Regions from separate parts of the Homo sapiens genome. Here region 1 is linked to region 2. The links are chromatin contacts, found by Hi-C in ENCODE. All regions are on one chromosome and are shown on one strand. The core of a region is the stretch at or near the end of the contact, and the rest is flanking DNA. Distances in the headings are between cores, read along the strand shown.

What was found. Hi-C counts contacts between places; a loop is a spot of excess contacts on that map. Pooled maps may share reads with other maps.
Region 1: a pooled map shows a loop between it and region 2 (24-fold over the local background). The contact joins the promoter of CETN2 here to the promoter of TMEM185A in region 2. A Hi-C loop is called at or near these places in 4 of 50 pooled maps.

The regions. Positions count from the first base shown.
Region 1 is chrX:152,828,230-152,832,022 of GRCh38, reverse strand. CETN2 (centrin 2) reads left to right here and starts at 1,266. Exons shown (of 5, transcript NM_004344.3): 1 at 1,266-1,315; 2 at 2,263-2,421; 3 at 2,746-2,874; 4 at 3,349-3,486. The coding sequence starts at 1,313. It overlaps NSDHL (NAD(P) dependent 3-beta-hydroxysteroid dehydrogenase NSDHL), which reads right to left and starts at 960. Exons shown (of 8, transcript NM_015922.3): 1 at 906-960. RefSeq lists a silencer at 1,027-1,366.
Region 2 is chrX:149,629,639-149,633,240 of GRCh38, reverse strand. It overlaps TMEM185A (transmembrane protein 185A), which reads left to right and starts at 1,449. Exons shown (of 7, transcript NM_032508.4): 1 at 1,449-1,698. The coding sequence starts at 1,661. RefSeq lists silencers at 1,487-1,896, 1,907-1,956.

The DNA.
Region 1 (3,793 bases), core at 17-2,516, 3.2 Mb before region 2:
GAACTCTGGCTCGTACTACTTGGGGGGATGATGATGACCCAAAAGTCAGGAATCTGTTCACTGCTGAAGAGAGAAGAGGGCAAAGGGCAGCAGCTCCATTTAAAAGGTTCTAATAAGCCTCGGGCCTTTCTCTGTCTGAGAAACTTACTCTCTGCCCTCTGTCTCCCTAGATTACTGCCCCTATGCCTGGAGGAAAAACAGGTGAAGGCTAAAAGCCACGGGGATAGCTAAAGAGGGCAAACTGGACCTCCAGCTCCACTTCTGCAGGTCTATGTCAGTCCACAGCCCTTGCACACGCTCCCTTTTAATTCTCCAAGCATACCTCTCACTTCCAAAACTCCTGTGACTCTGCTGATGAGGGCGTCTCGGCCTGGAATGCTCCTCCTTATCTGCATTGTGTGGGTGTCAAAAAGAGTATATTTTGATGACCTCTCCCCGCCCCTCATGCTCGCTCACATCCCCCTCACTCCTTTCAAAGTCCGTTCCCAAAGGCCCCAGTTCACCGTCCTGGGCTGCTTTTAGCCAGGTAAGATCTAAAGTGATCCTCTCTTGGAACCTGGTCTGGGGCCTATACATCTGGGTCAGTCTAGGGGTGCTCTCGAAGGGCCACCCTCAAAGAGCGAGCCTCGGCTGGATTCAGTTCCTAGGTCCCAGCCGTCCGACCTCTGCGACAACACTCAGCACACCCCTTCCCCTCTCCGGGTCTCAGTTGCCCCGTGAGTACAGTCCCTGCTCCAACACGCAAGGTAATCGTTTCTGGCTGCTCTGATGCACTCGGTCCCTAAACTCAGCCTTAGGTCAACCCAGAAAGCACCCGACCCGGGCGACCCCGTAGCTCCCCACCCTCCCGCACTGCCCAGTCGCTGACACAGGGTGACCTCCAATGGCAAGGCCACGACTCTTACCCGTCCGTAGGCGCCCCCCTGTCTGGCCTCAGCTCGCAAGCAGGCTGCACCCACTGAACTCCAGGCCCGGACCGCCACCCTTTACTCCCCTCCCGCGTGAGCCGAGAATCAGCCGAGCTTCCTCCACCAAGAGGATTGGCCCAGCTCGGCGACGACTCAGCCAATTGGCGCTCACGGCGTGATCTTGCCCAATAAAGACGGGGCTCTGTCGCCAGCGTGCCCCTCCCCGCGCTGGGCCGGGGCTTTGCCAGGTTAGTCCCACCCTCTTCGGCCCTGCACCAATAGGGAGAGGCGGCGACGAGCGGACGGCCAATGGGGAGCGGGGCTGCGCGCGCGGGGCGGTGGGAACGGCGCCGAGTCAGTGTACACGTCGGTTGCCTAACAACCGGCAGCGGACTCCTTTGGCTATGGTGAGTGCTGCCGCTCTGTCGCGCCCCACGCCCAGCGGCTGAGCCCTTCCCAGGCCCCAGCTCGGCCACGCCGCCTCTCCTGCGCCTTTCTCGGCTTTAGCGCACCAGTCTTTCCTTTGAGCTCTTTCCCGGGAGAGTAGGGTACAGACGCTAACCAACCTACTGGGCCTGCGCTTCGCTGCTGCCTCCTCTTCACCCACAACAGGCCCACACCCGCCCCTCGGGCTCCCCTTGCATTCCCTGATCCCCTCGGTGAACCTCCCTGGGCAAAAAAGACTCGAATCCCTCACAGGCCCCTGACTCTCTCAGACCTTGGCCCCCTGGCCTCCTCATTCTGCCAAAATTTCCACACACAGCTGGGAAAAGGTGTATCGTGTTCTGTTACAATGTTTTTTACAATTTAAATACAGGGGCATTCAGGGGATGCTTTAGCTTCTTGGAGAAGGCACGAAGGTGCCAGATGGATTGAGTTTTATTACTCGGTACTGACACAATATACATCTTAACAACTTACTAATATTTGGCCAAATCTAGAAGTAATTGGGAAGTCGGAGTACTTACTGGGAAGGGGAGTACTGGGAGTGGGCATCGTAAGACTGTTTTCAGAACCAGGATCCCCACGTTCGGGAAGAGCTGATTATCTCTAGTTATTCACAGTCATCTTCTTGACTGGCTCTCTTTTGGGATGATTTTCAGTAAGAGGTGTCCTTACTGAACAAGTGATCTCCCTGCTTCTAGAAACAACAGTAAAGAAAAGGGAGGGGTAGAAGTTCATGGAAAGATTCATTGTTCTTGCCAGTAAACCCTGTTATCTTTCTTTTTAAGCAAAGCTTTGGAATTGGTTATATAAATGACTTTAAAAATACATATGGGTGTCTGTAACTATGTTATGTAAATATGGACTGTATGATATATTATTGTGCTTGTGTATTGCATAACATATAAAGGCCTCCAACTTTAAGAAGGCAAACATGGCATCAAGTTCTCAGCGAAAAAGAATGAGCCCTAAGCCTGAGCTTACTGAAGAGCAAAAGCAGGAGATCCGGGAAGCTTTTGATCTTTTCGATGCGGATGGAACTGGCACCATAGATGTTAAAGAACTGAAGGCAAGCTCTGTGCATTCCTGCCGTACTGCCCTTCCTTTCCTCTGCCTCTTCCTTGTCATCTCCCTATCACCTCTCTACCCCTTTTGCCCTCTTCTCCCTGCAGTAAGTAACAGGGGAGGTTGTACTGTGCTGTTTTCCTGTCTTTACTTACTTTGAGTATTATTCAATAAAATTGATTGCAAATATCAATTAGATCAATGTCATAGTGTTCCCCAATCATATTAACATGACCACATCAGATGCTGGCTTAATGCTCTCAACACTGTTATTTTTGCTCCTGCTACTTTAGATGTGCTTATTGAGACGATCCTGTTTTCTTTATAGGTGGCAATGAGGGCCCTGGGCTTTGAACCCAAGAAAGAAGAAATTAAGAAAATGATAAGTGAAATTGATAAGGAAGGGACAGGAAAAATGAACTTTGGTGACTTTTTAACTGTGATGACCCAGAAAATGGTAAGTAGCTAAGACAATTATCATGGTATGGAGCCCCAGTCATCTGCAGAGGTCCATGGCGTCTTCCTGTTAAAACAGTCATGTGACCACAGAGCAGTCCAGGTAGCAACTGCATCAGGAGGCCTGCCCTCCCATCATGTTACTTTGGGCTCCCAAAACAAGCCCTTGTGCTTCTTTCTCAAGACTTCCAAGCAGATACCTCTTCCCACAGAATTCCAAATCAGTTAGGAAATAGATATGGGATAGGGAGAGATATAGCGATAGGTAGCAAACGTCACCTTGGATGGAGTGCCTGGCTTGCCTGGTGTTTCTTTGAGGCCAAAATGGGCTTCCTGACACTTGCCGCAAGTCTAGACTCGAGTTACATTGTTAAAAAGGAAAGGGTGACCTGACCAGGCAGTGGCAGGGCTACAGGACAGTAGTAACCAACCGTGGTGTCCCCCTACTCATGTGTTTTATGTTCTACTTGTTAAGTCTGAGAAAGATACTAAAGAAGAAATCCTGAAAGCTTTCAAGCTCTTTGATGATGATGAAACTGGGAAGATTTCGTTCAAAAATCTGAAACGCGTGGCCAAGGAGTTGGGTGAGAACCTGACTGATGAGGAGCTGCAGGTTTGTAATGCATCACACTGGAACTTAAAATTCCCACCTTTGAGCCCTCTGTGACTTTTCCATTACATTTTCCCTAGTGTGAGCACCTCTTTGAAGAAAAGCCAGTGTACTTTGTCCCTCTGCAGACAACTTAATTCTCCTTTAATAGTCAGACAAACCTATGAACCCTGCTTCCAGAAAAATGCACATATGCACAATTTTGCTTACTATTTTAGGTTCCAGGAATCCCTCTAGTCAAGGCAATCTTCAAGGTCCCTCCCAGGTGATATGTTTGACAAAGTATGAGTTGGTTTTCAAATAACTTTTC
Region 2 (3,602 bases), core at 200-2,699:
CCTTACTTGCTGGCTCGCTCAGGGCCTGTTATACAAGCTTCTCTGCGCCTTAATTCCTCGTCTGTATTTGAGTGTTCATTGAGAACCTCCTCTGGGCTACACATTGGACTTTACCCAGAGGATGGGAAAGGAAGATGGGTGAAAAAGTCTGGGACAGGGTCCTGGTGCTTCAGCAGATGAAAACTTGATTTGGATTACTCAACCTTAAAATCAGCTCATATAATAATATCCATTTCCCAGTGGGTGTTGGGAAGCTTAATTACCACTTATGATATGTTTTTACGTTCTCAGAAGAAAGGTGATACATCAAGACTAAGTATGACTATCGCAATTGTGATTCTCTCAAGCTGCCCTTGGGGCTAAACAGTATAAAATTGTCATTTGTGAAACTCTGCTATTGCAACAAAGGATGACTATTATCCATAATGATAGTAGACTAATGTTTAAGGCATTGTTGTGCTCATGAAAACTTAAATCTGCCCAAAGTGAAGATGGTAAACTAGGTCACCTGCTATGAGCTTGTCCTGCTCTTGGATTCCAAAAGCAAACAAAATCCTTGAGGAGGTTGACACCTGAAAGAGTACCAGATAGCAACAGCATTCTTTGTACACCTAGCATGTACCAGGCAGTGTGTTATGCACACGATCTCACTGAATCTTCCTAACACGCTTAGAAAAGAGGTTTTTATCATTTCCATTCTGCGGAGGAGAAAAACTGAGACTCAAAGATGTTGACTTGCCCAAGGAAGATGAACCTGGTACTTGTAAGTAGGGCAGCCTGGAGTGGAGGCAGAGGTCAGGTGTGAAGTGACCACAAAGTTTAGACAGGATCCAAGGAGGCTCTGAACTGGGTTAGAAAAATGAGGATGATTTCCACGTCTCCTGCTTGAATACCCCCCTGCGTACGAATAGGCCTGCTGCTAAGGGAAAAAGGGAACCCAGGAGGGGAAGGCGGTTGGCACGGGAAGTGACTTTGGTGCTAGGTAACTTGAGTAGGGAATAGCCAGCATATCTGGACACGCTGGCTTGGGAATTGGAAGGGAAGTTGGGACCCAAACTTTGGAGTCGTTGACAGATGTGACAGGTGAAGCCTGGGATGACATCGCCAAAAATGCAACGTCTCACTCATTGTCACTACTCCCAGGGCTCAGTCGTCACTGGGGAAAATCTCCAGAAGGTAGCGCGGGCCAAGGTGACAGGTGTCTGCCAAGATCTGCCCGCCAGACTCCCGGGCGGCGCGCTCCCTCCCTGCAGGCCTTCAGCCCGTCAGCATCCCCTTCCTCGGGGCCCTGCTCACTCCCAGCCTCCATCCCCCTGCCATCTCCTCCGCCGGTCGCGTGCGGACACAAGGATGGGGACCTCCCAGCGAGGAGCGCTCTGGGCGGGGCTCCGGACGCATGCGCGGCCCTCGTACGGAAGCCCGGAAGGAGGGGCAGGGGGCGGTGGCTCAGGTTTCTCCGGGCGGCGGCGGCGGCGGCGGCGGCGGCGGCGGCGGCGGCGGCGGCGACGGCGACGGCGACGGCAGCGGGGACGGCAGCAGTAGCGGGAGCAGCAGCGTGGACGCGGCTGGCGCTGGCGCCATGAACCCGCTGTAAGGCGCAGGCTGTGCAGCACGGGGTGCGGGGGAGGAGGAGGAGGACGCCGCGGTGAAGTTCTCCGCCATGAACCTGAGGGGCCTCTTCCAGGACTTCAACCCGAGGTGAGGCGGCGTCGTTGGCGCCCCCGGGAGTCCGCGCTGCGGGCTCGGGCGCGGGCTGGTGTTCGGCTCCGGGGAGGCACGGCGGGCGAGATGCTGCAGCCCGAGGACCCGGGCGCCTGCCCGAGCCTCCCTGCGGGTGCAAGCGGTCCCCAGGCAAAACAGTCGGCCTCGGCGCCCGCCCGCTTCCTCCTCCCGTGCCCGGTGCTTTCAGCCCCTGCCCGGCCACGGCCGGAAGGGCCCGGCCGCGAGCCCCGTCCTGCCCCAAGGGAACCCCATTCTTTTCTGCTTGCTGTCCCTCATTGGTGTCCCAACTTCTTCGTCTCGGTTCCATCCTCTTCTGCGCCGCTGCGGGCCCTCCATTCTCCGCGTCAGGGCCGTCTCACTCGACCCAACACCCCTACCCCCACCCCAGCTGTTTCCTCCAGTTCCTCGCAGTCCTTGGGGTTTTCCTTGGGTTTATGCCCATCCCTCTCTTGTTTGCTTCTTTGTTGAACGGATACCTGAAACACTGTTGAATCCTTGGAGTCAGTGTCGGGGTATGGCAATACCTTATATAATGCATTTCTGGGTGAGCCTGATCATTTTCCATACTCATTTTCTCATCAGTCTTCACTACAAGTTTATTTGCAGGAAGTAGATATTGCTGTCCTTCTTTTCCAGATGGGGAACACCCAGTGGACAGTGTGGAGAAAACACTGGCTAAGCACTCAAGCGCCTGTCCTTGCACTTGCCCGACTGTTTTGTAACTGTTCTTTACCCCAGGCTGTGAGCTCCCTGAAGCTGAGACCATCTCCTGCTCATCTCAGTGTCCCCAGCGCCTCCCACCCACCGTATCTGGCACATAGTAGGCACATATAAAATGTTTGTGGAACTAAACTGAGCCCAAAGACTTGGATTGGAGACGAGGCCATATGTAACTGGGTGATTCTCTGCCCTTCTTTGGCCCTTCTGTAAAATGAGGAGTTGGCCTAACTGATCTCTTAAATGCACTACTCTCCGAAAGGAGTATCCGTTTCCCTTATTTGCCAGTTGGGAAGACGTGCTCAGTAAATATTTGTGTGCTGTAACCTATGTTAGGTGCTTTAGATGCTGGCGGTCTCAGCATGGGGTGAAGAAGGGCTTGTACACTTAAGATGCCTTACAGTACTGTGCAGTGCTGTACTGCGGGGGCCAACTCTGGGGACCTATGCCTTGGCTGCTTGTTGAGGATGAAAGGAAGTTTTAGGGGAGTATTTGTATGTTGAGGGTGCAGTCTCCCTAGGGATGGTGACATTTTAACTTGTGAGTCATTGTGACTTTGTATGTGCTCTTATTCCACTTTGAGTTCATGTTCTGGTTAGGAGTGCCAGTGTCTCTAACACGGTGCAGACATTATCATTGTTGGCTTCGAAGGCATAGAGGAGGTAACAGAACTAACTGCAGTCCCTTCCTCTGCTGCATCAGGGGGTTAAGATTGGTCTGCAGGGTAGTAGGGTTGGTGCTGTGGCTGGACAAGCCCTGTATGTCTTCTATTTGGAGATGGTGATAAGAAAGTTAAGTAAAAACTGAATTGTTTTGTGCCCTTGGGCAACTCACTTATCTATTGTTTTATCTGTAGAATGAGTATAATCTCTCAGTGGGGTAGGGAGGCCAATTAAGGATTGATTACAAAGTGCCTTACAAATAGAAAGCTACAGTGACTTGTTTGCAAGGTGACAGAGAATTCAGAAGCCTCAAGAAACTGCCTTAAGTGATCAAACAGGCTAACGGAGTTGCCAAAGCAAAATAGTGCTGCACTGATACTACCTTTAACCGTTTTTTCCTTTAGCCCTTTTCCCCCCAAAAAAATTAGTATATGAAATTACAGTGAAATACCTGGTATCTAAGCAGATTTATAGTAATTCTCAACATATTCATCAATCTCT